2 separate regions of the Homo sapiens genome follow, and region 1 is linked to region 2. The links are chromatin loops, found by intact Hi-C in ENCODE. Cell type or tissue: dorsolateral prefrontal cortex. All regions are shown on one strand. Links, peaks and the distances in the headings refer to the core of each region. The heading gives the core; the rest is flanking DNA. Region 1 overlaps FRMD4B (FERM domain containing 4B). Region 2 has its middle 54 kb from the start of FRMD4B.

Evidence for each region. Peaks named below come from ENCODE experiments on the same cell type or tissue, not always from the same donor. Only the 100,000 strongest peaks of a DNase experiment are listed, where the experiment ranks them.
Region 1: a loop joins it to region 2, with 4 times the contacts of the local background. A loop is called at or near these places in 68 of 110 quality-filtered maps.

Annotation. Positions count from the first base shown.
Region 1 is chr3:69,155,185-69,171,135 of GRCh38, forward strand. It overlaps FRMD4B (FERM domain containing 4B), which reads right to left. Exons shown (of 23, transcript NM_015123.3): 23 at 13,598-15,951. Among named protein-coding and RNA genes, the nearest start is that of LMOD3, 41 kb to the left of the region's middle. In dorsolateral prefrontal cortex, for the core only: CTCF peaks have their summits at 6,606 and 6,816; no DNase peak of the experiment used is centred there; H3K27ac peaks cover 1,465 bases.
Region 2 is chr3:69,432,090-69,448,040 of GRCh38, forward strand. It overlaps a transcript of FRMD4B not described here. Among named protein-coding and RNA genes, the nearest start is that of FRMD4B, 54 kb to the left of the region's middle. In dorsolateral prefrontal cortex, for the core only: CTCF peaks have their summits at 7,790 (motif pointing left) and 7,992; no DNase peak of the experiment used is centred there; H3K4me3 peaks cover 1,195 bases; H3K27ac peaks cover 3,713 bases.

The sequences.
Region 1 (15,951 bases), core at 2,988-10,987, 280 kb before region 2:
GCTGGGACTACAGGCATGCACCACCATGCCAGGCTAATTTTTTTTTTTTTTCAGAGATGGGGTTTTTCCATGTTGTCCAGGCTGGTCTCAAAGTTCTGGCCTCAAGCAATCCTCCCTCCTCAGCCTCCCAGAGTTCTGGGATTCCAGGTGTGAGCTACCACACCTGGCATGAATATTCTTATTTAGTTGGCACATCGTAGGGTGGGCCAATTACAATATGTTTTTAAAAAGTCTTCTTAGATGGATATAACATACACTGGTCTAGCTTCAGTCCCTCTGTGGAGACAGGAGTGGGGAGTCAGCGTGCCTTCTTAACAATTACTCTCCTACTTTACTGTGGCGTGAGGGAAAGGTATTAGAGCAGGGCTTCTCAGACTTTAATGTGCCTAAGCATCAGCTGAGGATCCTGTGCAGGTGAAGATTGTGATTTGGTAGTCCTGGCTGGGACCTGGAACACTGCCTTTCTAAGCAGCTCCCGGGGGTGCTTGCAGCTGGTCCTTGTACCACACTCTGAGCAGCAAGGAGCTACATCAGGGGTTCTCGGCATGCAGTAGAGTCACCAGAGACACCTGCTCATGTGCAGGGCCCCAGCATTCCTAGCTCAGAAATTCTGATCCTGTGGGTGTGGGGAAGGGGTCAGGAATCTTCATTTTTAACAGCCATTTCTGGGGCAGGTGATTGAGTGACTGGAGAGCTCCATGTTGACAAACACTGGGCTACAGAAGTATAATAAAACCTGAGAAATGCTATTACGAAAACAGGAAAAGAGAGAACATCTGATTAATACTCTGTTCTCAACAGTCAATATCCTGATCTAGTAGAGCTATCATTACTTCAATGTCATTATTCAGGGTAATTTTGAATAAGACTTTACCTCCCCGAGTCCTTCCCCTCAAGAATCTCTGCTGAGTAGAGATTTTTAAAACAACCAGAACATGTTAGTCTCTCTCGATAGAGAGAGAGAGAGAGATGAAAGAGAAATTTATTCTCTCAGCATTTTGGGGCCAGAAGTTCAAAATCAAGATGTGGGCAGGGTTGATCCCTTCTAGAAGCTAAAAAGAAAAACATGCTCCACGCCTCTCTTTCCTAGTTTTCGGTGGCTTCTGACAATCCTTGCATCCTTGGCTTGTGGATGTGTTACTCCAATAGCTGCATCCATAGTCAAATGACTCATTTTCTCTCTGTGTCTGTGTCTGTTAGTGCATAATTTTATTTCAGAATTCTAAATTGCCTTCAGATTTGGACAAATTTTCCTCTTCATTTGGTGTGTATTATAGTTGATTTGTGTCCCCACAAAAGATCTGTTGGATTCCTAACCCCGGTATCTCAGAATGTGACCTTATTTGGAAATTAGGTTTTTATAGATATAATCACATTAAAATGAAGTCATTAGGATGAGCCCTAAACCAATTAGGTTTTTTTTTTTTTTTTTTTTTTTGAGACTGAGTCTTGCTCTGTCACCCAGGCTGGAGTACAGTGGCACCATCTTGGCTCACTGCAACCTCAGCCTCCTGGGTTCAAGCGATTCTCCTGCCTCAGCCTCCTGAGTAGCTGGGACTACAAATGCATGCCACCACTCCTGGCTAATTTTTTGTAATTTTAGTAGAGACAAGGTTTCTCCATGTTGGCCAGGCTTGTCTCGATCTCCTGACCTCAGGTGATCCACCCGCCTTGGCCTCCCAAAGTGTTGGGATTACAGGCATGAGCCAGGTTGTATCTTTATATGGCTGTGTCTTTACAAAAAAAAAAAAAAAAAAAAAAAGAACACTGAGACCCACACAGGGAGACCACCATGTGAAGATGATGATAAAGATCGGGTGACGCTTCTACAAAAGCCAAAGAACACCAAAGATTGCCAGCAAAACACCAGGAGCTGGCACAGAGAAGCACGGAGCAGATTCTCCCTCACGTTTTCGGAAGAACCGACCCTGCCAATACTTTGATCTCAGACCCTAGAACTGTGAGATAATACATTTCTGTTGTTTAAGTCACCCAGTTTATGGTTCTTTGTTTACAGCCCTAGCAAACTAATGCAGTATGTATATACTACACAATTCCATAAGCACTTGCTGGAAAGGGAAGTAGGTTTTAAATTCTGTGTGGAACACATGTATAGATAACACATGGGCCCTGACTTCTAAGAGCTTGCAGCGTAGGAGAGAAGTCTACTAGGAAAGGAACTCACACACAGATCCCAGAAATCCTGAAATTGGTAGACCATGTAAAGTGGTAGGCTGTGCTCTGGGGAGAATGTATTTATTTGAGAGGGAGCTAGGAAAGTTTCACTAGATGGATAGGCAGAGTGTGAATCAGAAATTGATTCTCAAAAAACTTAAAGCAGACTTACCATTCAATCCAGCAGTCCTGTTACTGGCTATATACCCAAAAGAAAATATATTGCTCTACAGAAAAGACACATGCACTTGTCTGTTCATCGCAGCACTATTCACAATAACAAAGACACGGAATCAGCCTAGGTGCCCTTCAACAGTGGATTGGAAAAAGAAAATGTGGTACATATACACCATGGAATACTATGCCAATATAAAAAAGATCAAAATCAAGTCCTTTGCAGCAACATGGATGCAGCTGGAGGTCATTATCCTAAGCAAATTAATGCAGGAATGGAAAACCAAATACTGCATGTTGTTACCTAGAAAGGGGAGCTAAACATTGGATACACATGGACATCAAGATGGCAACAATAGATATTGGGGACTATTAGAGGATGGAAGGAGGGAGGGAGAAAGGGGGGGCAACTGTTGAATAACTGTTGGATACTATGCTCACTACCTGGGTGGCAGGATCAATTTTTCCCCAAAACTCAGCATCACACAATATACCCATGTAACAAGCTTGCACATGTACTCCCTGCATCTAAAATAAAAGTTGAGGCCAGATGTGGTGGCTCACACCTGTAATCCCAGCACTTTGGGAGGCTGAGACGTGTGGATCACTTGAGGCTGGGAGTTTGAGACCAGCTGACCAACATGGTGAGACCCCCATCTCTACTAAAAATACAAAAATTAGCCAGGCGTGGTGTTGCACGCCTGTAATCCCAGCTACTCAGGAGGCTGAGGCGGAGAATTGCTCGAAGCTGGGAAGCGGATGTTGCAGTGAGCCGAGATCACACCTCTGCACCTCAGCTTGGGCAACGGAGTGAGACTCTGTCTCAAAAAAACAAACAACCCCCTCGTCCCCCCCCGAAAAGAACTAATTTCTCAATTTTTTTCTTAAATAATAGCTAAAGTTCAGGCTAGCCTTGAAATGTTTCCCTCTCTTAATCTGCATGGAGCAACATTATTAGAAGAAACAATTGTTGACAATATATTCCATTCACTGAACTCCAAGGAGTTGAACCTTGCTAATGTTTCAGCTTCAGTTAGGCAGCATGATCACTAGTATTTTTAAAGAATGAATTTCACACATTCTCAATCATTTTCATTGCTCTGTGAATGGAAGCAAATCATTGGGGTTCAGAATATTGTTCTGCCAACAAAATAATTTACGTTGCCAGGAGCTGGAGATCCTAAAAAATAACAAATAACATTTGCAGGCCAAACAACACAGTGCACCTAAAGAATTTTCTGTATTTTATTCTAAGTCAGGCTTGTAATTTCTCATACCAAAGCATCTCAGCAAAGGCCAGAAAGGGGATTTGGGAAAGCCAAATGAAGCTCACACCGTCCCTTTGCTTTTAAGCCTACATAGATACCAAGCCAGTTTTCAATATTTCTTTGGCCCTTGTTACTCTGTTAGAGCCATTTACTATTTCTGATCTGTGCTCAGCACAGAAATGGCAGGCCTGATCCAGCAGATCCATAACATTTTGAAATCGTGAGCTCTGTTTATTAAAATGTCTGGTCACCTGGGTGATGAGGCAGGGGAGGATAGACTGTCAGATAAAATAAAGACATGCATGGGACATTACGAATCCTAACAATGATTTGGTGATGTGCGCCTGTGGTCCCAGCTACCATCCCAAAGTCAAATTTAACTGGGAATTTTATTTTTTATTTTTCTAAGAATTAAAGCAAACAATCTATTTTGAAGTAACTCAGATATGTTTCATTTGTTACATCTAGTTATCTTGAAACACAGTAACCTTGGCTGGGTGGGGTGGCTCAGGCCTGTAATCCCAGCACTTTGGGAGGCCGAGGTGGGTGGATCACCTGAGGTCAGCAGTTTGAGCCCAGCCTGGCCAAAATGGTGAAACGCTGTCTCTACTAAAAATACAAAAATTAGCCGGCCATGGTGGCGGATGCCTGTAATCCCAGCTACTCCGGAGGCTGAGGCAGGAGAATTGCTTGAACCCGGGAGGTGGAGGTTGCAGTGAGCCGAGATCGTGCCATTGCACCACTCCAGCCTGGGTGACAGAGCCAGACTTTGTCTCAGAAAAAAAAAAAAAAAAAAAAAAAGTAACTTTGGTATAATGGTTGAAGAAAAAGGAGAAGCAATGTAAGCATAAATGCCTGAACATTTTACTCTTTTATCAATAAACATTACTAGAATGCGATGCATTTGAATCCATGCTTTTTTCCAAGGAAAACCTTCATTCTATCTTCTGCTTCCTGATATCGAAGCTGGATCTTATTACAAGGGTAGGATGCACCATGGAAAGCATGCCTAATTTTTTTGTTCGTTAGTCTTTTTGAGATGGAGTTTCACTCTTGTTGCCCAGGCTGGAGTGCAATGGTGCGATCCCCGCTCACTGCAAACTCCGTCTCCTGGGTTTAAGCAATTCTCCTGCCTCAGCCTCCCGAGTAGCTGGGATTACACGCATGTACCACCATGTCCTGCTAATTTTGTATTTTTAGTAGAGATGGGGTTTCCCCATGTTGGTCAGGCTGGTCTCGAACTCCTGACCTCAGGTGATCCGCCCACCTCGGCCTCCCATAGTGCTGGGATTACAGGTGTGAGCCATCACACCCAGCCCATGCCTAAACTTTTTAAACTACAGAAGGAAAGCTGATCTTCATCAGTTAGATCTCTGCATTATGCAGACTGACCACTGTGTTATTATATATAACATGGTGAAAAACACTGTTACATATGGCTTGTTGATAGCCCCACCTCAGTAATTTAGTTAAGCTTTAGATAGTCTGTTAACCACAAAGGCAGCATTTGATGTCAGGTCAAAAATCAGATCCAACTATGATTTTGTGGTTGATAGTTCAGAGAATGCTCTACAACAAAGGAATTGAGAATGCAGTGTGACGATATCTTTCTAACATTTAATTCAGGGAAAATGTCATCGCCAGCACAGCTTAACATTAACTGGGCATTTTAAATTTTTATCTGCTCACCTGGCAAATCTAATTACAGCACTGGTAAAATTACACCCTGGAATAGAAAAACTGTAGCCTAAGTCACATGGTGAAGGACAGGTATGTGTGAGAGAGAAAGGGGAAAGAATGAGCTTTAGAATTATTCTGATTTGGGCTTGATTTCTGACCCTCTACTTGATCATGTGACCTTGGGCAGTGTGTCTGAGCAGTTCCTCCAGGCTTGCTTTCCCCCTCCCATCTGTAAAATGGGCGTCTATTTTACAGATGGGAGAAAGATATCTCCTCTGGTTATTTAAGATGAAGTGTTAACTCAGTGCAGTGCAGTTCTGAGTCATATTGGAGTCTGACGCAAAAGGAAAAATCGGTAATACTGAACTCGTATTTATATAAAATTTTGACTTTTTTCAATTTTATTTATTTTTGAGACAAGATCTGGCTCTATCACCCAGGCTGGGGTGCAGTGGCACGATTTCGGCTGACTACAGCCTCAACCTCCCAGGCTCAAGTGATCCTCCCCCAGCATCCTGAGTAGCTGGGATCATACGCGCACATCACCACACCCAGCTAAATTTTGTGTTTTTTTTTGTAGAGACGGGGTTTCACCATGTTGCCCAGGCCGATCTCAAACTCCTACACTCAAGCAATTCACTCACCTCAGCCTCCCATAGTGCTGGGATTACAGGTGTGAGCTACTGTGCTGGGGTGACATTTTTTTAATCATGGGAAAAAATTGCGTGAAGTTGGATTTTTTCAAAAGACTGCATTGAAATATTATTTATCTTGTCAACCACGTTTTCGGGTGCGCTCTTAAAATTTGCACTTCGGCAGGTACCTCACTCATTTAACCCTAAGCCTGGCCTTGGCACTCAATGACTGTTAAATATTAATATTTAATGTTTGTATTTAATTTAATTAATATTTAAATGAAACAATGTTAAATGTTATTAACCCTCTTATATTCCATTTCCTTGTAGTATCCCATTAGAAACAATAAGGACAACAAACATTTATAAGGGCTCACTTTGTCCCAGGCACTGTGCTAAGCTCCTGAAGTACATCATTTTGTTGAATCCTTAAAATTTTAGGAGATTGTTACGATTATTTCCACTTTATAAAAAGTGACATTTTTAAAAATTTAAGCTACTTCCCCTAGAAGACATAGCTAGTAAATGGAGTTGATGGGCATTAGAAATTAAGTTTTGTTTGCTTTTTTCTGCAGGGCTGCTGAAACTTGTTTGTACACCTCGTGTTGAATTAAAGTATGAATTCAGACTCAGCAACTCCTGCCTGCATTAACCCAGATAGGCCTCTAGGTGTCCTCATTGACCAAGCTCCAGAATTCTAGGCCAGAGAAAAACTACTTTTAGAAAAGGGTTTCTCAAATAGTTGTGTGACATGGAAGTGCACATTTATGAGAAATATAGCAGCGTTGAGTGTCCGTGTGAGATGGTGATCATGACTCTAAAATAAAATAAATCTGCTTGCTTATGTGATTTTCTCTATGAATATTCAGCTCCTTGGCTACAGGTTGATCGCTGGATTTTAATACAGTCCTAAAGGACTGAGATTTTGATTGGCTGCAAATAGATTTGATGGATGGATGGATTCTTGACCAATGTTATGTAGATGTGATGGAACCCAAATGTTTGTTTTAAGAACCTTTAAAACTGTGCCCACTTAGTCCAAATTGTAACAGATTTCTAAATAAATAAAAAGAAGAAAGAAAAGGTTTTCTCAGGCGTTTTTCAGGTTTCTCAGGTTTTCTCAAGAGTTTGAGTTTTCTTAAACTCTTTCAGGGGAGTTTCTATATATTCTGTGCATGATTACAGACCAAACTGGGCCTGTCCTAGAAGGTTTTCAGTCTGAAGAAAGCTCTGGGATCAAGCAGGGCCAACTTCTCTGTGGATGGGAAGGATATGACACCCATTTGCTCAGCCTACAATCTCCAAGGGTGTGGGGTTTCTCAAACATCTATTATTGTGCTACTTACTCCTGAGCAGGGGCCTGGCAACTAGGTTTCCTGGGTGTCTTGAATCTACAGGACATGTCCTGTTTTAATGATTTTGCTTGGTGTCCTGTATGGATTTTTTTTCCAGGATGCCTTAAATGTCCTATATTCAGCTTTTTAAAAAATTAAGTTACAAAAATTTGGTGGTTAGAGCTATTTTTCAAATTTAATTGGCCTCCGGTATTTGCATTTGTTAAATCTGACCGTCCTACTGGCTGGCTTGTTTGCATTCATATGAACATAGAAAAGGTAGGGACCTGTCTTTGAGCCAGCAGCAGGGCTGTCCTAGGACAAGCCTCAAGTGCTTGTCCTAGTCCTGACTAAGCAGAAGAGCTGTAGCTGAACTGTTAGGAAAATGCCTTAATCAGTTTGATTCCTCAGGTTAGACCTGTGTGAAACCTCCCTGCACAGTGGACTCCAGAGTGGAACAAATTCATGCTTTACAAAGTTTCTGTCTTATACATTTGTGAATTGGAATCCAGGCCTGTGTACCTTCTAGCTATGTAACTTGGGCAAACTACTTAACCTTCTTGAGCTTCTGTTTGGAATTAATAATTGCAAACTTGCTGTGAGGATTAAACAAGAAAAAAGTGGCCGGGCATGGTGGCTCACACCTGTAATCACAGCACTTTGGGAGGTCAAGGTGGGAGGATCACTTGAGGTCAGGAGTTCGAGACAAGCCTGGCCAACATGATGAGACCCCGTCACTACTAAAAATACAAAAATTAGCCAGGTATGGTGGTGCATGTATGTAATTCCAGCTACTCGGGAAGCTGAAGTGGAAGTATCACTTGAACCCAGGAGGCAGAGGTTGCAGTGAGCCAAGATTGTGCCACTGCACTCCAGCCTGGGCAACAGAGCAAGCCTCTGTCTCAAAAAATAAATAAATAAAAATAAAATAAAACTAAATAAATAAATAAGAAAAAAGTGTTCCCAGTACCTACAGCAGTGCCTGAGACGTGAATCAGCCCTCAACAATGATGAGTTAGTTTAGTATTGTCATTTCAGTGGCTAAACTAAGGCAGTGCAAATCCTCCAAACATCATCTTAATATTCAACAACATCTTCTGACTTTTCTCCCTCAGGAAATAGTTTATATCATGAAATACCTTCTAGAGACTTGATGTTATGCTGAGCTGGTTAGGTGCATTATCTTGTTCAGCCCACACAATATCCTTGTGAGATATGTACTAGAGAGGAAACTGAGGCCCAGGGAGGTCAGGAAACTTCCCATAGTTCATATAAGCAGCCAGTAGAAAGGCCAGGAAATATTCCAAGCACAGCAGTCTGTCTCCAGGTCTGCATGACTTCAAAGCCTACACATTTAACCACTATTTTATAAAGATGGGGATGTCTGCTTAGACACCCACTATCAGATCCCTGAAAGGCTTCTTCCATCATAATTGAAGGGCTACTGGAAATGCCCTTCCCAGTCTTGGACTGTCAGTATTCTTGATGATATATTTCTCATCATTGCTTTCCAATCCTTAATCTTTCCTTTTTTCTTTTTAGAGACAGGGTTTTACTTTGTCACCGAGGCTGACGTGCAGTGGTGTGATCATAGCTCACTGTAACCTTGAATCCCTGGGCTCCGGTGATCTTCCCATTTCAGCCTCCAGAGTATTTTGGACTACAGGGGCATGCCACCACTCCCAACTCCTTTTTATTGTTTTGTAGAGACAGGATCTTGCTATAGTGCCCAGGCTGGTCTCAAACTCCTGGCCTAAAGCGATCTTCCTGCCTTGGCCTCCCAGAGTGTTGGAATTACAGGCTTGGGCCACTGTACCCAGCCCTGATCTTCTTATGAAGCCATTTTCTTCTGAAAATGAGGAGGGTCACATAGAGAATGGTTTCTCTGGTGAAGTTATGTGTGTGTTGGGAAGAAGAGGCCAGGTGCTGTGATGCTCATCTAGTTAACTACATCTCCTGTCTTCCAAGTACATTCCTTAAACAAACACCACTGCTCCTTTCCTCCAGCCTGTCTGCACAGGTAATTCCAGCCCAGTCAGTGTTAATGGGCCCTGCATCAGGAATATCTTCAAGCCATGCCCTGATCAGGAGTGTTGCAATTGCACAGCTTGAAAATCCACCAGCTGCAGGCTGCCCTAGGCTGTCTTTTCTTCCCCTGGTTATTTTCACCCTGCTAGTCTGATTTCCAACCTTCCCTTTGACCTTCCCTCTTTCTTCCTCCACAGGCCTACTTTAGTTGCTTCTTCCCTTCCCTTTTCATTTTCATTGATTTCCATTTAAGAGAGGTGGTTGTTGAGCAATTGCTGTTTTCTTTTTTTGGTTTTATTTTGTTTTTGAGATGGGGATTTGCTCTGTCACTCAGGCTGGAGTGCAGAGGCATGATCATGGCTTACTGCATCCCTGACCTCTTAGGCTCAAATGATCTCCCACTTCAGCCTCCCAAATAGCTGAAACTACAGGTGTGCACCACCATACCTGGCTCATTTTTTATTTTTTTGTATAGACGGGGTCTCACTATGTTGCCCAGGCTGGGCTCAAACTTCTGGGCTCAAGCAGTTTTCCTATGTTGGCCTCCCCAAGTGCTGGAATTACAGGCATGAGCCACTGCACCTGGTGAGCAATTGCATTTTTATAATGTCATGGTTAATAAAGAACATGATGGCCAGGTGTGGTGGCTCATGCCTGTAATCCCAGCACTTTGGGAGGCTGAGGTAGGCAGGTCACGAGCTCAGGAGTTTGAGACCAGCCTGGCCAACATGGTGAAACCCCGTCTCTACTAAAAATACAAAAATTAGCTGGGCGTGGTGGCGGGTGCCTGTAATCCCAGCTACTAGGGAGGCTGAGGCAGGAGAATTGCTTGAACCCAGGAGGCAGAGGTTGCATTGAGCGGAGATCATGCCATTGTACTCCAGCCTGGGCAACAGAGCAAGACTCTGTCTCAATCAAATCAAATCAAATCAAATCAAATCAAATCAAATCAAATCAAATCAAATAACATGAGATGTGGAGCCAAACAGACGTAGGTTTGAATTTTAGCTTTACCACTTACTTACTGTTTGGCCATGTAACCAAAGGAATATTAAACTTTCTGAACCTCCCTTTTTATATCCTCATCTGGGGATAAGACCATTTTTCTTGCACAGTTGTAGGGAGAATTAGATGGGTAATGTATGCCTGTAACCCACTGTTTATGGTGAGAAGTAAAAAATGGCAGCTTTCTGTCTTCTTACCTTGATAGATTTCTTTAATCCTGGCATAATAATCTGTCTTCACATTCTTTTAGTTTCTAAAACTGGCCAAGCTTCTCCTGGCTTTACAGCCTTGGCGAATGTTATATGTCATTCTCTTAAACCCTAGAGAGCTTCTATTCTTTTTGCTTAATTGTATCTTCTCTTACCAATCCTCAAGTCTAAGCTTAAGCATCACCTTTCCAAAGGGGCCCATTGTGTCCCTACAATCTCAGCTATAGCTCCCCACCCCTCTCACCACCCTTGGCTCTCATAGGATTGTCATGTTAACTTACTGAGAGAGGTTACTTCTTTTTCTCCCCTATTGGCCTGTAAGCTTCAGGAAAGCAGGGACCATCGTATCCCCAGTGACTAGGACAGTGACTGACTGCCACATAGTTGGTATCCTAATGTTTGTTGGACACATGGTTTTTTTCTTTCGAGACAGAGTCTCGCTCTGTTGCCCAGGCTGGAGTGCAGTGGTATAATCTCGGCTCACCACAACCTCTGCCTCCTGGGTTCAAGTGATTCTCCTGCCTCAGCCTCCCAAGTAGCTGGGATTATAGGCGCATGCCACCGCGCCTTGCTAATTTTTGTATTTTTAGTAGAAATGGGGTTTCACCATGTTGGCCAAGCTGGTCTTGAACTCCCGACCTCAAGTGATCCACCTGCCTTGGCCTCCCAAAGTGCTGGGATTACAGGCATGAGCCACCACACCTAGGTGCAGTATATTTAATGATCCTCGTTCCCTTCAAATCATTAGGAGAAGCCAGAACATGTCTCCAGATGCCCCACAGGGTGTGGTACAGTCCCAGTTGAAAAATCACAGATCTTTTAAACCTTGGGTACTTCACATGAATGTTATAACCATTCAAGAAGAGAAAATTATATGAAACTCAGAAGTTAGGTGAACTCCCATCCCCCTCCTAGTCCCAGTACACCATTCTTGCCAAGGCATCTGATATTCAAAAGCAAAAGGAAATAGAATGTGTTTGTGTGTGTGTTTAGTGTTAAGAAGAGCAATCAGGTAAGTATTGCCAAAATGGATCTTTCGCACACTTCCTATTTTCTTTTGCAGAGGTGACAGATTCTCCCTGAATCATCAAAGGCAGAAAAGGATGACAGTGGTATCAGGACACTCTGATGGTGGGCTCAGATTCCAATCTGAGATTAATCTCAGATGCACTCTTTCCAAAGAGAATCAAGGTGAAGCCCACAGGTCCATACATCTGATAGGGCTGAATTTTGAGAGGGTTTCTCAAGGGCATTGTAGAAGAGCATTTCACAATTCACATTATCACACTGCCCCTAAACAATTCAAAATGGGGAAGGATCAATAGATACTTACAGTGTCACTGATCAATATTTAGTTCATTATCGTTATCTGTGATTTTAACAAGTATATTCAGTAGGGTAAGACATTTTATTGACTAGAAAACAATTTAAGAAATGTACTTGATCCACTAGAAATAAATAATGTACTTGATCCACTAGCAATCAATAATTCAGCCCAGTGGGCACCACCTGAAACTGGGTAGTTTCCTAGGTAAGGGTTATTTTGACCTGTGCTTGGATTTAGACCTAACTCAGCCCTTCTGCCACTAGTAAATGAAAGAAAATTAGGACTGTTACCTTTAAGAAGTAACAATGAGCAAGGAGAACTGGGCTTAGCATGTATACATTCAATTTTCATTAATCCGTTTAAAAAGTTATGTTTGCTACTTTCACTCTTCCTATGGAGAAGTTGTTCCTGGATAGCATTCACGGAATGAGGAATTCATAGTTTAGTATTTGGAGTATGCCAACTCAGGATTTACTTCCTGCTTTTCTCCTACTAGTGGTAAATTACATGACCTTTCTAATTCTCAGATTCTTTCTCTGTAAAATGGAGATTATCTAGCACTATACACCCCATTAGGCTGTTGTGGGGATTAAATGAGAAAATACATATAAAGCACTTTTGCACACCAGCCTGGAGCACATTGAACTAGAATTCAACAAAAGCCAACTCGTTTTTGCAGCAGGACATACTTTCTTTTTTCTACTCCAAAGTGGCACAAGGATGGGGGTGGAAGGGATACAGAGTAGTAGAAAAGACCCAGGGAAGTCCAGAGGAGGGGCATATGAAAACAGAGAAACAGGCCGGGCCTGGTGGCTCACACATGTAATCCCAGCACTCTGGGAGGCTAAGGAGGGCAGATCACTTGAGGTCAGGAGTTCGACACCAGCATGGCCAACATGGTGAAACCCATCTCTACTAAAAATACAAAAATTAGCCGTGTATGGTGGTGCACACCTGTAATCTCAGCTACTAGGGAGTCTGAGGCAGGAGAATTGCTTGAACCTGGGAGGCAGAGGTTGTAGTGAGCTGACATCGTGCCACTGCACTCCAGCCTGGGCCACAGAGCGAGACTCCATCTTAAAAAAAAAAAAAAAAAAAAAAAAAAAAAAAAAAAAACAGAAGAAAAGAGAGAAACAGGACGTAAGAGGCTCGCTAAACTTTTGAGCTGAAAAAGGAGTGAAGCTTTTCATTACCTTCTGGGCTTTGTGTACATGTCAAAAGATTTTGTCTTTGGAAATGGACTGCATCTCCATGCCCTGTGACATAACAGGAGACAACTACTGTTTGTCTTGTCTTGATAAGCATGGATGAAGTACCTCCCTTGACATAACTCCAAGTCAGCACTTATTAAAGGGTGGTCTGTAACGTGGTGCAAGGTAAGTACAGAAATTGAGAGTTGGTGTTTAGAAACTTTGATTCCAACTTGACAGAGTAGTTTTATGTCTGCTGAATCTAATAATACATAGGGATGTGTATTTTCTTACGTTTTTTCAATAATCTAGCAATTTTTTTCTGAATTAGCTTTTCTCCTCTAGTAATTTGCTTTTATTTTACTTTATAAAACTATAGGTACACAATGGATTGGAATCTTTAAAAATTGGTCTTTCACTACTTTGAAAAGCACTACTCTAGAAAATAATCTAAACTTGCCTATTGTACCGAAGAAAGTCATTCTTCCAGTTCTGGAAGCTCTTTAAGGACTCACCTTTGTAGTAACTCTTTAGTCTGAGCCTTTGTTCCTAAGAACAGACCAAACTAATAGTTTAAAACAATTCCGGAATCTTTATTTCTTGTAATATTTAAGCTTTTGTGAGTACAAGGAAGAATTTTGAAAATTTTTGTCAAATATAGAAAAATAGATAAACATCTAGTAGGGTGAGGCAATTTTAAAAATCCACCTTGTTAAACATATATCTTTATGAGGTAGATCAGTATGTCTTGATACAGAGGCCCAAGATATATTAGGCAGAAAACAAAACAAACAAAAAAAAATGTTGTAAAACTGTACTTGTAATATGCTGGACTTTAAAAAAATTACTATATGCATAGAAAAAAATCCAAACAAATATACAATAAATTAACTATTATATCTGAGAGTGTTCGGCTAATGGGCACGATTATGTTTTTGTTATGTACTATTTTGGTTTTGCATTTAACCATGGTATTTTGTAATAAAAAAGAGGAAACGTACATGTTGAATAATGTACTTTTGTCACTTTTGGCTTTTAATAAATAACGTAGTTTAATTGGTTTAATACCAATGCGGTTGAGAAATGTTTTTCAAAAGAGACGAAGAAAACCGTGCAGTAGGATTGCTGAACTTCCATTTCTTTCTTTTTTTTTTTTTTTTTTTTTTCTTGAGACAAGGTCTGTTATTGCCTAGGCTGGAATGCAGTGGCACGATCCTGGCTCACTGCAACCTCCGCCTCCTGGGCTCAAGATATCCTCCCAACTCAGCCTCCCAAGTAGCTGAGATTACAGGCACACATCACCATGACTGGCTAATTTTTGTATTTTCATAGAGATGGGGTTTCACCATGTTGTCCAGGCTGGTCTTGAACTCCTGAGCTCAAGCAATCCTCCCACTTCGGCCTCCCAAAGTGCTGGGATTACAGGTGTGAGCCGCTATGCCTGGCCCTGAGCTTCCATTTCTATACCTTCTTTTCCTCTGTGGGAGCCAAGTTATATTTGCCCTTTCAAGGCATGCTTGCAAGTGTAACCATACTATTTCAGGAACAGAAAAATGTTATTTTATGCAAGATACATGTATGGAAATATATTTCATTTCCACTCCCTTCTCCACATTATGTAGGATTAAAGGATGTCAGAGAACTAATTTCTTGAATTTAGAAGACCTGTTTGCCAGTCTGTGAAATTAGTATAAATTACTTGCTACAAATAAACAACATTCCCAAGATTAAAAAACCTAAAAGTTCTCACCAGTCATCCTCAGTGAGACAAACTACCGCATTTCATCAATTCTAAGGCAACTTTATTGTAAGACACAGCATTATTTTTAATGTACTATTAAGAAAAAACTGCCAATTCAAGTAGAATATGCCATCAATAAAAAGATGAACCATGTTTTTAATGTAAATATTTAAAAATGTACATCCCGGAATTAATAAAATACGGTAATACTATAAATAAAAATCCGAAGCCTTGCCCAATATGATTACTTGAAGTAGAGCACTGCGACCTGCTTCACATGAACCCCTGACATAAATGGAAGAAAACGTAAACATTTTCAGTAGCACACCTTTTGTTTATTGACCTATGTAAAAAAATAATAGGTCTTGAAAAGTCAGAACAATAAAAGAATATGCAAAAAGGTTATTTCTGATTCTAGAAGGCTATACAAATATGCAAAAAAGGAATAAGTTATTTTTTTTTGCTTGTCTTTTTTCCAAAATTTTTTCCCAAACTTCATTTCTAATTATACAAATGACTAAGGACCAGTTTAACAAATCGTTTTTATGTATATATTACATGCTTTGGAATATAGATAGAAAATGTTCCAAAAAAGTTGTTCAGAAACTTTTCTATTCACAATATGAACAAGAAACTTGTATAAAAGAAGGGGGAAAGGAGCACCTTTTATGTAATTTTGAAGCAAAGATGACAAAAAAGATCAATCTGGAATATGGAAATCATTTGCTTTAAAAAACAAACAAACAAAACCCTACAATAAACCATAGCTAATTAGTTCTTCCAAGGAAAGTATGAGGTAGTTTTAGCCTCATAATTAAATCCACTGCAGCTTGGAGCTTTTTGTCGTTGTTGTTGTTTTTCTTTTTTAATGTTAACCTTGTTTTTGTCACTTGGTGACTTGGAACTACTTGTGGAATCCAGACTTGTTTAATTTTCTAACGTTCACCATTTTAAGGCACGCAATTCATCTAAAATGACGTGGCTTTTTTTTTCTGTTGTTTTGGATACTTTCTGTATCATCTTAAAATGCTTTTTCAAACTCATAATTATAAAAACTTTCCATATTAAGTCTGCCACTTCAAATGACAGCCGAGTTGGAGAATTAACAGCCAGAACAATAGCTCATCACGCAATTAGTGGAGAAAGGAAAAAGGAGCTCCATGATATTGTACCTTAGAATGTTCT
Region 2 (15,951 bases), core at 4,780-12,779:
TGGAAAATGGAAAATAAAACGCCAGTACTGATACTAAGGATACAAAGCTCTCCCTTACTCCAATTAAGCTAAAGATGAAAATCATTGCACTTATAAAAAGAATCAATTGTTTGCTTTGCTCAGTTGTCCCCTGGACTTAAGCTGGTGAAGCTGTTCAACTGCAAATAAAAAGAAAATACTTTTATAAATGCGTGTATAAATATTGGAAATATAGGAAATATGTCTAAGGCACAGCACAATTAGTACTTTTTTTTGTTTATTTTGCTCTGTGGGAAAAGACCTATAAAATGTAAGCATATCATTCAACTTTGGGGTGTTTGACTTTCATTTGAAAGTAGGGGAGTAACTTAATTTATTAATTTTCTTCATCATTTGCTAGTAATGTAAATATTTTGTTAATATGCCATATCATATATCATATAACATCCTGTCCAAGCCCCGCTTGACAAGTCAATGTGTACTCACATGCAAACACACATAAACTCACTTTTCTATTCTATCTAACATATCAAAGAGTTCAGCATTTACAGAAACGTCAACTTACCTTTAACTAGTAAGTATTCTCTTGCCTTTCTTTTGTTTTTACTGTAATAATCTTCAGATTTTGTTTGCTATGCATAGATGTCATCTTTTTCTTTCATACACTCTTTCTTCTGGATTTCTCATCAAAGCCTGTAATACAGAAGAGAGAAGCTCCTTAATTTCTGTAGGCACAGGAGGAGAAACTATAAATCTCAAGTCAGTGACACTTCTAATTTATTTCTAATTTTCCCCTGGCTGACTACAGTTTAATCACAGTTTTAGAAATTCACCTAATTCCATGAGATTTAGAATAGAGTTCTCTCGAAATACAGATGAAATTGAGGCTAGTCTCCTTAACAACTAAAGAGTTCATACCAATTTGGCTTCTTACAGGATGCATGTCACTGAATACACCGTTTTAGACTTCTACTGTCTCTGTAGGAGGAGATTCTGAAGTGCTCAAAGTTATCTACACTCAGTTGCAAAATCAGGGCTGTCAAAGTGGGAGAGAGAACTCAGTAATACATCCCCTCCGAAGCCATGTTTCAGAGTTACTGAAACCAGAATGGCATTCCTGAATCTTTTTTTAACAGATGTCAGTGTGGCGAGAATGAAACACGTCATGAATACTGATGAAATCTAGCGTGCATATCACGCCATAAGATATCCTCATTTATATGTATTTCTCATTCTCCCTACTACAGAAAAGAAAACAGCTTTTCCCCCAGAAGCTCCACTTCAGTCAATAAGCATGCTTCTCCTTTGTCACTTGTGAGGTCACACTGTTTCACACACACCCAAGTGTAAAAACAGGACAAGGAGGGAGGCAGAAGTGGCAGATGTGGTATCCCTTGTTCTGCCATGTGGTAAGTGAAACTCTCTGTGGCACCATCCGCTTGGCACCTCCCCACACCACCTGCCCCTCCACTCCCCCTGGATGTGCAAGGCATCTAGGTGCAAGATGGCACAAGAAGCAGGAAGTCAAGGGGATTTCCTCACAAACACCTTTGCCCTCTCTCTCCTTCCTGATGCCATGGAACAAAGTCATTTTTCTAGCAGGAACTCCATATTCAAGGAGCTTAACTCAAATGAGAGCACAGAAAGGAGAAAAGGTTGAGAGTTTCCTACAGGCAATAATTTTTAGTACCCCTTTAGGAGGAAAACATGTTGGGCATGGATAGTTATGGTTTGGGTAGTACTAAGATCAGTATGAAGGATTCTCACACCCAGTTATCCTCTTGGTCCTCATGATCTCTCAGTGAAACATTAGGCAAAAAGAGGATACACTAGAGATGTGTTTTAGTCTAAGCCCCCACTTTACAAATAAGATAAATGAGGTACAGAAAGAGAGAGAGAAAGCAACTTGTAAAATGTTACACAGGGCAGAGCTGGCACTGGAATGACTCAGTACATTTTCTGCCTTATCACGTCATCTCTCCACATCTTTCTTGTGTCTGCCCGGCGACAAAAGCTCCTTGAGGGATTAAGCCCTGTAAACAATGATATACCAAGCAGTGTCTAATGTCACGTGCAAAGAACTAGTTAAATCCCTTGCTTCTTTAGTGGGTGTTAACAAAGACTACACAGCTGCTGTCAACTTGGATCACAAAGGCAGAAAAAAGAGAAATAAACAGATATCTTCTGGTTGCCTTCAATAGCTACTATTTGTTAAGTGTCCAACATAAGCCATATGCTATGCCAGGCACATCACTTGTATTCTGCTAATGCTTCTAGAAACTCCAAAGATAATATGGATGCTATTATACTAGGAATACAAGGAAACCAAGTCAGGGAAATAGATACCTTGTCTGAGGTTACACACAACTGGTTAGTTCTCAGATTCCATTCCTGCCGGCAACAAGCAGCACTATAAACCAAAGAAATATGCATCTACTTGAAAACCCCAGAACCCAGGAATAGAAACAAAGTGGACAGTATTTGGAAGGAAACTAAAGAGAGAAACAAAGGAAAACTGAGATTAGAGCATCATGGGAATCTATTCTACAACTATTAACATGCAGGAGGGATATGTTTTAAGATCTACGAACACACCAAATATGCAAATATAATTAAAGCACTTGACTCCACCTATAAAATTTGGTACAAGATACTTGTGATATTGGGTATCTGGGAATGAGCAAAGAAATGTTAAGATCTCAATGAGTTGGGGTAGATGAGTTACAATCACGCACTATATTAGTTTGCTAGGGCTGCCGTAACAAAATACCAAAGACTGCATGGCTTACAGAACAAAATGTATGTTCTCACATTTCTGAAGGCTTAAAGTCCAAGATCAAGGTGTCAACAGAGCTGGTATCCTCTGGGGCCTCTCTCCTTGGCTTGCAGATGGCCACCTCTTTACATGGTCTTTCCTCTGTACCCAAACACCCCTGGTACCACTTTTTGTGCCCATATTTCTTCTTATAAAGACACCAGTCACATTGTATTAGGGCCCATCCTCAAGGCCTAATTTTAACTTAATCACCTCTTTAGAGACCCTATCCACATGCACAGTCACATTCTGAGGTACTATGAATTAGGACTTCACTATATCAATCTAAGGGCTGGCCATAATTCAGCCCATAACACTCACCAAGTGACTAGTTCTGGTACCGCAGAGATGAAAATCCAGACACCTGAAAAGTAACAACCTATCATCAACCTTCAGTGTCATTCATGAAGAGCTGAAGCCCTCTAATATTTGAATTCAAGTTCAGGAATCTAAGGGTTTACTATAGGTTTTAGGTTAAAAAAAAAAAAAGGAGAGGAAGGCCATTTAATAAACCTTGGTCATTATGGTGTAAACCAAGCATCACAAGACTATGCTTGCCAGTTAAATATAGCATGCTGCATATTTTTCTAAATAAAGTTTTATTGGCACACAGCCATGTCTATTCATTTATGTATTGATTGTCTATGGCTGTTAGCGAGCTACAACTGCAGAGTTGAATAGTTGTAACAGAAACTCTCTGGTCCACAGGGCTGAAAATATACTCTATCTGGCCCTTTACAGAGAAAGTTTGCTGGCCCTTTACAGAGAAAGTTTGCCAACTCCTGGTTTAAACTGTGTTAATCAGGTTTCTTTACAGTAGGGCTTTTCAAGGTCTTTCCAATCTTCAAGGGGAAGATATATAGTAAAATTGCATCTTACGTGGGAGGTAGTTTCTAAAGTCAGTTCAAAGTGAAAACTGTGTATAGTCAAAATGAACACTGGAAAATCCCTTAGGGAAAGTGCCAACATAGAGCCCAGCAACTACATCATCATGAATATAGCCAGTTTTTCCTTCAAAGTTGCAACAGATAAAATTTTCTTCAAGCACTACATAAAAGGCTCTATTTATGGGCCATTTGTATAAAAAGGTGCATATCTTTAGATAACAGAATCACTCTCAGCATAAGAGACTTGAGAAAACTGAGACCAATCAAAGGACAGGAGATTCAGTTACCACCTCCTACTCACTTGTTGAATTTGCAGAAGTTATGTATGCACTGGAAATGACTCTACTGGAGTTTGCTTCCTTTCTCAGCTTACTTCACCAGAGAGTTCCCCTCCCTCACTATTCTTATCCCATAGAAACCTCTAATATATGCAATCTCTAATGATAAATATCTAATAATAAAACCTCTAATAATGCAATCAATATTCTGTGGAGCACACTTTGGGAAATGCTGAAATACTAAAAAACGTAGGTGTTACGGATCAATCAATCAGACGGAAATATATACAATGCTTTCTTAACACTGATAATAAAAAAACTGTAGGATAAACCACAATGAGATACCATTTCACACCTACTAGGACGGATATTTGGGGAATGAAAGGAAAATAAGAAGTGTTGGTGAGAATGTGGAAAAACTGGAACTCTAGTGCATTGATGATGGGATTGTAAAATGGTGCAGCCACTATGAAAAGCTGTTTAGTAGTCTCTCAAAAGGTTAAATATAGAATTACCATATGATCCAGCAATTCCATCTCTGGGCAGATACCCAAAAGAATTGAAAGGAGGGCCTTGAACAGATATTTGTACACCAGTGTTCATAGAAACATTATCCACAATTACCAAAGGTGGAAACAATCCAAATGTCCATCAGCAGATTAATGGATAAACAAAATATGGCATATACATAACATGGATTATAATTCTTTTCACCTTAAAATGGAACGAGATTCTGATATATGTTACAACATAAATGAGTCCTGAAAACATTATACTAAATGAAATAGGCCAGACATGAAAGGACAAATATTGTATGATTCCACTTACATGGAGTGATTAGTATCTAGAATAGTTGAATAGTAATTATTATCTAGAACAGTTGAATACACAGAGACAGAAAGTAGAGCAGAGTTTACAAGAGGCTGGGGGTACTGGGGAATGGGAAGTTATTGTTTAATGGGCATAGAGTTTCAGTTCAGGATGATGAAAAATGTTCTGGAGATGAATCGTGGTAGTGGTTGTTCAACATTGTGAATGCACTTAGACAGAGTCTTACTCTGTCGCCCAGGCTGGAGTGCAGTGGCACAATCATGGCTCACTGCAGTCTCAAACCCCCAGGCTCAAGCGACCCACCCACCTCAGCCTCCTGAGTAGCTGGGACCACAGGCACGCGCCACCATGCCCAGCTTTTTAAAAAAAATTTATAGAGATGAGGTCTCACTATGTTGCTCAGGCTGGTCTGGAACTCCTAGGCTCAAGCAATCCTCCTGCATCTGCCTTCCAAAGTGCTGGGTTCACAGGCATGAGCCACTGTGCCTGGCCAATTGTAATTTTTAAATTGATAAAATGGTAACTCTTATGTTATGTATGTGTGTATATATACATATATATAATATAAAATATATACACTAGTGTATATACTAGTATACTATTCATAGTATTATACATAACATACACTGTTATATGTAGTATGTATTATATAATATAATAAATATTAATTAAAATATATAATATGTACTATTATATATCAGTATATTATTTACAATATTTAATAGTATATTATATATACTATATAAATATATATACTATATATATACAGAGAAAGTTTGTATACATACTATATATACTATAGTATATATGTAGTATATATACTATATAAATATAATATATATAAATACATATTATATACAATACTATATAAAGTATGTATAAATACTATATATACTATATATACTATATTTATATATATTTATATTTTTATATATACTATATATATTTATATTCATATATAGTATATATACTATAGTATATATGTAGTATATATGTAGTATATATACTATATAATATATACTATTATTGTATAATATATATTATATATTATATATACTATATAACATATACTAATATAATACTACATAAATATATACTATTATTGTAAATAAAAGTATATATAATACTGTTATATATACTACTATATTATATGTAACTATATATACTACTATATGATATATAATTACATAATATATTATTATCTATTATATATAATATAATAGTATATACATATATACTGTCAAGATAGGGTCTCGCCCTGTCACCCAGGCTGGAGTGTAGTGGTGCGATTGTGGCTCACTGCAGCCTCGAACCTCTTGGCTCATGTGATCCTCCCACCTCAGCCTCCTGAGCAGCTGGGACTACACAGGCGGCATTACCACACCTGGGTAACTTTTAATTTTTTTTGTAGAGACAGGTTCTCGCTTTGTTGCTCAGGTTGTTCCTGAACTCTCGGTTTCAAATGATCCTTGGGCCTTGGCATCCTAAAGTGCTGGGATTACAGGCATGAGCCACTGCGTCCAGCCTTGTTATGAATATTTTACCACAATAAAAATATGTTCAAGACAAAAAAGGATATAGAAGCAAAATTGTAGGAATGGGGATGGGGCAGACTTAAATTATTTAGACATCACTTGAATGTGTCATTCTGCTAAAAATCTAGCTGTTGACAAATTCCTGGCTTGCTTAGGTGACAATTTCAATACTTGGAAGGCAGAGGATGCTACAAGGGGAAGTGTTCATCCAGGAAAACCTTTTGGGCAATAGATAAATGAAGCAAAAAAGTGGTCACACACTCTTGGAGTTCAAAGCAGTTGAGGGAGGGATGCTGGGGTCCTTGCCTGGCTCCTCTCTGGTTCCAGTACTGCCTCCCACCACCCAATCTCCATCCTCACCCTTCCACTCATCCCCATTCACTGTATATTCAGCAGCCAAAGTGGGGGTAAAATATGGAAATATACAGAAGAAAATGCAACAAACTCCTATCCATGCGCCCATCAGTCAAAACTAACAAACGTTGTTTTTCATATTTTTTCACATCCTGTCTTTACTCTTTTAAGTGATAGAACCACACAGAATTTATCTTCTATGTTAATTTCTCCAGTCCAATTCTTTCTTCATCTTCAGAAGCAACCATTATTCTGAATTTGGTAGATATTTAGTTCGTGTGCGTGTGTGTGTATGTGTGTGTGTGTGTGTGTGCATGTGTCCAAACATATTCTATGATTTTGTAATTTTAAAACTTTTTATAAAGAGTATTATGCTGCCTATTATATTTTGCTCAACATGGTTTTTTGCGATCTAGATTATTAACTGTTGCATAGTGCTCTGTCGTATGACTGAATTACAGTTTAATTCTCCATTTGTGGACTGATGGCTATTTGGGTAGTGTCCGATTTTTGTTATAACAAAGGATGCGACAGCACACATCCTCATGATTCTCCTTCTGTACAGAGGCCTCCCTGTTTAGTTGTGAGAGGTGTTTGGGGCACAACCTACATGAGAGTACATGGCAGTACTGTGTGGGTATATGCAGGAATTTCTCCTGGTAAATCTCACCTGGGGTGGTCCAATCCTCCAAGGTATTATTTGGAAATGTGGGAGAATCTTTCGTGAGATGGGGATGGAATGGGGCAGGGGATGCTAAATTTTGTACAGTGCATGAGAGTCCTAAATATTTTGTCCCCCACAAAATACCAAGAGTCCCTCCTTTGAGAAATGCTGCTGATTTCTGTCCCGAAGTAGAATCTTTGTGTGGTAGAATCTGTGTGTTTAGAAGTCTAACTAGGGAATGACAACTTGCTCTCCAAAGTGCCACCTGCCACAGCTCAGAGTGCCTGTTTACCTCAATTCTTTGCCAAGTCTCATTGTCAGCCTTTTGAATTTCTGCTATTGTGACGGGCATAAAATGCAGTTTCATTATGATTTTTAAACTTGCATTTCCTGCTTTTATTAGCACTGTGGAAAACCTTTTCAATTTTTACTGCTCATTCATGTCTCCCCCTTGTGGAAGTGCCTGTTAATAAGCTGTCTATTTTTCTATTGGGTAGTTTAAATTTCCCTTTTTGATTTGTAGGAGTTCATTAGAGATTCTGGAAACTTGCTTTTGGTAGTTATTTGGGGTTGCAAATGCCTTCTACCAGTTTGTTGTTTGTCTTTTTATTTTATGGTGCCATGTTATGCAGAAGTTATACATTTTGATATAGTGAAATTCATCCAAACTTGAGTGTGACTTTTGAGACTCTAGTTTATAAAATCTACTTTATTCTAAGATTCCTTTCTCCCCATCTAAAGGTTTTACATTTTTATTTCTTATATTTAAGTTTTTAATCCATCTCACAATTTATTCTTGTACAAACTGTTATGTAAGAATCTGATTTTTTCTTCTTACAGGCTATCAGTTGTAACAATACCATTTACTTTTGATACTGTGTTTTCCTCTGTAACTTCTAAAGCATCCTATATCATATAGAAAGAACCATATTTGTTTAGTTCATCATTGGGCTCTCTTTTCTGTCCTATTGATCTATTTTTCAATTACCCTTCACCAGTAATACTGTCTATGGCTTTATAATAAATTTTGATAGAGGAACTCCTAATCTTTTATTCTTTCACAAAACTCCCTTATTAAATTCTTGAATGTGGCTGGGCATGGTGGCTCATGCCTGTAATCCCAGCACTTTGGGAAGCCAAGGCAGGTGGATCACTTGAGGCCAGGAGCTTGAGATCAGCCTGGCCAACGTGGGGAAAACCCATCTCTACTAAAAAAAATACAAAAATTAGCCAGGTGTGGTGATGCACCCCTGTAATCCCAGCTACTTGAGGGGCTAAGGCACAAGAATCGCTTGAACCTGGGAGGCAGAGGTTGCACTGAGGCAAGATCATGCCATTGCACTCCAGCCTTGGCAACAGAGCAAGAGACTCTGTCAAAAAAAAAAATTCTTGAATACTTACATTTGCATTCATATTTCAGAATGCTGGGGATTTTGCTTAGAACTACAATGAATTTGTAAATACTCAACATTTCATGATATTGATCTTCCTTTCCACGTATATGGTATATCTTGTCATTTCTTTAGCTCTTTTAAAAATAATTTACAATAACCTTTTTTTCCTGAAGCAGATGTATATTTTCTTAAAACGTACTCTGAGTTTCTGAGTGGTTTTGAGCTCTGGAGTGATTTTTTTGAAACCCAAATCTGAAGATAGCAAATCATCCCTCCCTGAATGTAGCTCCCCTGAGGCTTTCTGTTACACTAAGAATGAAATTTGAACTCCATACTGGAGCATGATTATAGGACATGGTTTCCTATCTTCCTCCTGGACTTTTATTGTATGTTCTGTTAGTCATTAAGCTTTAGCCACAGTGGTTTTCTTTACTTTTTTTTCTAAGGTTAGTCAAGTGAGGCAGTGAGAGTGGAGTGGTTTTCTTTATGTACTCAAACATACCAAGCTAATTTTATTTTGGGACCCTTGTCCTTGAGGCTGTGTTTTTTCTGGAATCTTGTTCCCCAGATATGCATATGGCTAGTTTCTTCCTGCTGTTTGGGCCTCGGTTCAGATGTCTTCTCTCAGAGAAACTATCCCTGCCCACCAGAGAGTAGCCCTCCAACCATCCGTAATGACATAGCTTCTTTATTTCTTCACAGCACTTGCCACAATTTGAATTTATCTTCTTTGAACTCTTTATTGGTGTATTATTCCCCACGATATACTATAAGCTCCACATGATTGAGGACCTTGCTGCCTTGTTCTTTTCTGTGTCCCCAGAACCTACAGCAATTCCTGGCACATGGCAGCTGTTCAGTGAATATGAGCTGAATGGATAACTGAGTGGAAAAATGAACTCACGTGGATCTCCCCTAATGCCCCTGGTTGCTCCTCCTGTGTCCTCTTATATCAACAAAGGGGTATTTCCTTTCTCCCATATATTAGCAGTAAATAATGATGTAAGACATTTCTAGTCTCTTGAACAAATAGTTTAACTGCAGAAATACTTACAAAACGGATTCCAAACACATTTATGTTCTGCATTCCAGGTTTCCAAGTGGCTTAGAACAGTGAAAGTGCCACTGTCTATTCGGCCCATTTCTACTCCTAAGAGATAGCTATTAAGTTTATTTGCATAAATCCAGAAACCATTTATCCATTTACAAATCTCCAGCTATCTAATCTATCTCAGATTACACAATCTGAATGATTCACCAAAGAAGTTTCTTTTTTTTTTTTTTGAGATGGGGTCTCACTCTGTCACTCAGGCTGTGATGCAATCATAGCTTGCAGCCTTGAACTCCTGTACTCAAGCAGTCCTCCTAACTCAGCCCCCTGAGTAGCTGGAATTACAAGTGCACACCATCATGCTCAGTTAATTTTTAAATTTTTTTTAGAGATGGGATCTCACTATATTGTCCAGGCTGGTCTCAAACTCCTGGCCTCAAGTGAACCTCCTGCTTCAGCCTCCCAAAGTGCTGGGATTACAGGCATGAGCCACTATGCCCTGCCAATAAGTTTTATTCTATTGAAAAATTGTTATTTTTAAGTGAATCTGAGTTTGTTAAGAAGGCAGATTGTCAATCCCACTTCTAGAGGTTCTGATTCCACAAACCAGGGGTGGGGCCTTCATTTTCAACAAGCACTCTAGATCATTCTAACATAGGTAGTCCAAAAACCACTTATGAGAAATACTCATAAGTGAGTATTTATGAGTATTAAATACTAGGTTAAGGCAATTTAATGCCATCCTTATTTAAGATGATGCAGCCTCCCAAATACTAGGGGGCAGATGGAGCCATACGTGCACCCACTGACGTCCTATGTCATGTCCTCTTTGCCCAAGAAGAGGGCATTGCGGATCCATGTGCCTCCACTGAAGCCCTGACAACCAGACCTGCTTATGAAGCCACATAAACATTATCAGGGCAACAGCTCAAACAGGCAGTGAGGAAATGGGTTCTAGACTCTGAGTGGCTTTGGGCCAGTTTCTTCATATGCACAATGAGAAGGTGGGCCAGTGTGATGTTATGATAGAATAAGAAATCTGTTTGTTCTTCCCCAGTTCCTGGCAAAGAGCTTCTGAAATTCTTGTAACTTCGGAGTGATTGGGGTGAGAGAAGCATCTTTTGTTACTCATAATAAGCCCCTTTCAACCACATCTGAGTTTATGTTAATGAGATGGCTGGGGGATTCCAGCCCCACACAGCTTCAGGGTGGGGGCTGGTTGCCAGAGGAACCAACCATGTGATTACAGGGTTGGAAATTTCAGTCCCACCCCCTGACCCCCAGGGAGGGGAGAGGGGCTGGAGGTTGAGTTCAGTCACCAGTGGCCACAATTTACTCAATCATGCCTAACTAATGGAACCTCCATAAAAACCCTGAACAATGGGGTTTGGAGAGCCTCCTGGTGAATGCATTCACTTTTTGGGAGAGCGGCACATCCCAAACTCCACTGGCACAGAAACTCCTGCTTTTTGGACCCCTCTGGACTTTATATATACATCTCCATCTGGCTGTTTGTCTGTATCCTTTATAATATCTTTTCTAATGAACTGGTAAGTGAAGTGTTTCTCTGAGTTCTATGAGCTATTATAGCTAATTGTCAAACCTGAGCAGGAGGTCATAGGAACCCCTAATTTGTAGTTAAGTTGGTCAAAAGTGCAGAGGGCCCAGGACTTGCAATTGGCATCTGAAATGGGGTAGTCTTATGGGACTGAGCCCTTAACCTGTGAGGCCAAAACCACCTTTGCAAAATTATGACAGTAAGAGAAATCTGACACAGCCAACTCCATCTTGCTTCCAGCAACACACACTTGCTGTCCTCACTCATTCCTGGGTGTAGGCCAAGCTAACTTTCAAAGGAATTTGGTTTATAGTTTAAGCTTAAAGCAAGAATGATAATAGCCCTTCTGCAAACTAAACTGCCTTTGTAAAACTAATGAAAAGCCACAAGGTTAGGATTACAAGAGGGCCTGAATTCTGCTAAGATGTAGGCACAGTTAAAACAATAACCAGCCATTGTTCTGGAGCTCACAAGATCTGTAACTTCCCCAATTACTCCTGTAGATACATCACTATTGTAGAACCCAAGATTGGTCTTTTGAGATGTTTTTCAGACTTTTGCATTTTGATGACTAACTTCACCCATACCAGGGACTCAGCTGGACCTGTGGCCCCCACCCAGAGGCTGACAGCACACGAGGACCATTTTCCACACCCCTCTGATTTCATCTCCCATCCAATCAGCATTCCCCATTCCCTAGCCCCCTGCCCACCAAACTATCCTTGAAAAACCCTAGCGTCTTTGGGGAGACTGATTTGAGTAACAGCCCCAATCCTTCTGCTTGGCCAGCCTTGCATTAATTAAACTCTTTGTTTACTGCAATAATGCTGTCTCAGTGAATTGGGTTTATCTGTGCAGCGGGCAAGAAGAACACATTTGGGTGATTACAGTATCTGATGCTAATTTCAGGTAGATTTTGTGAAATCAAAATTGAACTGAATTGAATTGAGGACATCCAGTTGGTGTATGAGGAGTTGGAGAACTGACTGCTTAGTGTGGAAAATCCACACATTTGGTATCAGAAGTGTTGTGATTATTGACATAAAGTTGTTTTTTTCTTTCAACCACATAGTTATAAAAGTGCATTCCAGCTCTATCATTTTATGAGACTTCAACATCTCATGGATTTCTGTGTGATTAGGTTACGCCTGACTCTCACCCCATACCTTCCAAATTTTCTAGGAGGAACTTATATCATGTTTGTAATGGAAAAGAAAATAACCAAAACATTTTAAAAGATAACATTTCCCATTATTACTCAAACAGGATTTTCACAAGCTAAGATGATTGCTTCTGTTTCAGTGCTATGTTCACTACTCATCTCCACGAACATAAAGAAACAACAAAATCTCTACACACACTTATCCACCAGATTGTTTTAAACAATTTTCAAACTTGTTTTAATAGGCAAAACTGGCTCTGTAATGCTAAACTAGATGTAAATAGCCCAAGGATCCAATTTCAGCCAAAATCTCATACCACGTGGAGAAATTAAGCAATTCTTAAATATTTAATAATACCCTGTAATTTTTTAGACTCCTGGGCTCCAAAATTTCTGACAAAGTAATTCCTATGCCACAATTAATAAAAATAGACAACCTTCCAAAAAGTCTCGCAAAGCAAAAGTAAACTCCTCCGAGCACTCCCGCTGCGGTCAGAGTGATGCATACAAGTGACATACCCGCCAGAAACGACAGCAGCCAGAAAGGGTTTGGAGCTTGCCCTGAACGGGTGTCTGCTGAAAAGGCTCATAAAAAGAAGGTTGTGATTAGAAGATCATGACATTTCCAGCACCCACTTATTAGCATGTCTGGAGAATCACAGAAGGGGGACGATGCAGTCTTTATAACCAGAGTTCACGTCACAGGATATTTACAAATACTGCTATTCCAGTCTTCGGAGCAATTCGGTCTCTGCTCTAACAGCAGACAAAGAGTGCAGACACCCTAGCCAATCACTCCAGGTGGCCTCCTAAGAAAGATTCCTGCCAAACCTTGGCTGCTCAGGCCATAAACCTGTATATTCTTCCTCCGCATCATCCCACTTCTCATTCATTAAACCCCCTGCTTAAAACTCCTCAGTGACTTCTGATTTTACATAGACTAACACTTAAACTCCAGCTCCTATGTGGATTCCTATCTACCTCTGAAATCTCATTTCATGCCAGTCTTCCCTTCACTCTCAATACACCCCACATTGGCCTCCTTTTCCCACCTTACTGGGTCAAGTCCATTCTCACTGCAGGGACTTGGCACTTGCTGAGTCACTGCTTGGATTGTTATTTCTCTGGATCTTCACATAGCTGGCTCCATCTCATAATTCGAATTCAACTCGCATGACCTTCCCAGATCACTATATCCTAAATAGTATTAAGCTACGTTTGTGTTATTCTCTACTCCTGTTTATTTTCTGTCTGGTCCTGAAATTACACTGTTTATTTGCTTGCTGGCTTTCTTGTCCCACTAGAATTTCACCTCCAAGAGGAGGGAGATATTGCTTTGTCCTGTTCACTGCTACATCCTCGTAGCCTGGGACAATGCACATAGTAGATACTCAGTGACTATTTGTCAAATGAATGTATGTGTTGATTTATTTATTTATTTATTTTCTGAGATGGAGTCTGACTTTGTCACCCAGGCTGGAGTGCAGTGGCGTGATCTTAACTCACTATAACCTCCGCCTCCCAGGATCAAGTGATTCTCCTGCCTCAGCCTCCTGAGTAGCTGGGATTACAGGCATGTACCACCATGCCTGGCTAATTTTTGTATTTTTCGTAGAGACGAGGTTTCCTCATGTTGGTTAAGCTGGTCTCGAACTCCTGACTTAATGATCTGCCCACTTTAGCCTCATAAAGTGCTGGGTTTGCAGGCGTGAGCCACCGTGACTAGCCTACAAATTTTTTTATTTTTTTTCTTGAGATGGAGTCTCAATCTGTCATCCTGGCTGGAGTGCAGTGGTGCGATCTCAGCTCACTGCAACCTCTGCCTCCCTGGTTCAACTGATTCTCCTGCCTCAGCCTCCCTAGTAGCTGAGAATAAAGGCACACACCACCACACCTGGCTAATTTTCACATTTTTAGTAAAGATGAGGTTCCGTTATGTTGGCCAGGCCAGTCTCGAACTCACCTCAGGTGATCAGCCCACCTTGGCCTCTCAAAATGCTGAGATTACAGGCGTGAGTCACCCGCGCCAGGCCATGTGTTATTTTAGATTAAGTTAGAACCCAATTTTCAATGTTCTCCCTCTACTCAGAGTTAAAACTCAATTTGTTGCTTGGAAGACAAGTTAATTTGCAGAAGACACATATCTCACTCTCTGTGAATATCCTCATTGTCACCCCACAACTAGTTTAGAATCTCTGACATGGAGCGCATTCCTCTGAAAACACAAGACCCTTTGGAGACATCAGTCAAATGAAATTTAAGCCTCATTGACAAGCTAAGATGACTCTTACAGTGCTTCTTGAGGGAATGATTGTGTAGGTAGTGACTGCTGGAAGTGAAGGGCTCAGAGTCTGAGTGGGTTGATCCACATGTCACACAGATTGAAGCAGGTAGAGTTTTTTTTAATGCTAGGGAAATTTTGCTGAGATACTCTGTGTTCTAGCCAGGCATTCAGTATAGGGGTGGTTCATTTGGGGCTCAAATAAGAGGATCAACTAACTGAAGCTTTAAATGGGTATCAAATGAAGGTAATTCCACTCTGACTTGCACAGTGAGCTACAGAGTGGTAGTGACAGCAAATTTTCTAAACAGTATCATAATTTATAAGTCTCTTTTACATACTCATCATCTCTTTTGTTTCTTAGGGAAAATCTGTGAGGTTGGCCAAATGTAGTTATTGTACCTATTTCATATATGTGAAGATGAGACTCAAGATCCCATAATGAGTAAATAACCAGAACCTTGATTTGGAATCAAGATCTTATAAGATCATCTTCTAGACATACTAATGTACCAATAACAGAGATATTGAAGAAGGCATTTAAAAAATCAACTTTTTTGAGGTATAACATATATACACAATAAAATATTCCCATTTTAAGTGTGGAGTTAAACAGATTTTGACAAATATATACACTCTTTACCCACCACCACAATCAAGATATGGAATATTTCTCTTTTTTTGAATAAATTCAGGAGATACATGGGAAATTTTGTTACAAGTATATAATGTGTAGTGATCAAGTCAGGGTATTTAGAAGATAACAAAACATTTTTCTCTCCGAAGAAGTTCCTTTATATCCCTTTGTGCTCATTTCTCTCTCTTACTTCCTGCCCTTCCCTTAGGAAACCACTGATCTGCTCTCTGACATTACGTATTACTTTTTCTAGAATTTCACATGAATAGAATCACATAGTCTGAATTTTTTTGTGTCTCTGGCTCCTTTTGGTTTGCATGATGTTTTTGAGATTCATCCATGTTATAGCACATATTAGTAGTTTGTTATTTTGTATGGTTTCATTTTATAGTATTCTATTGTATGGCTATATCACAATTTATTTATCCATTCACCTTCTGATGGACATTTGGATTCTTTCCTGTTTGGATTATCATAAATGCCACTCTCATGGACATTCCAATACAAATCTTTTTTTTTTTTTTC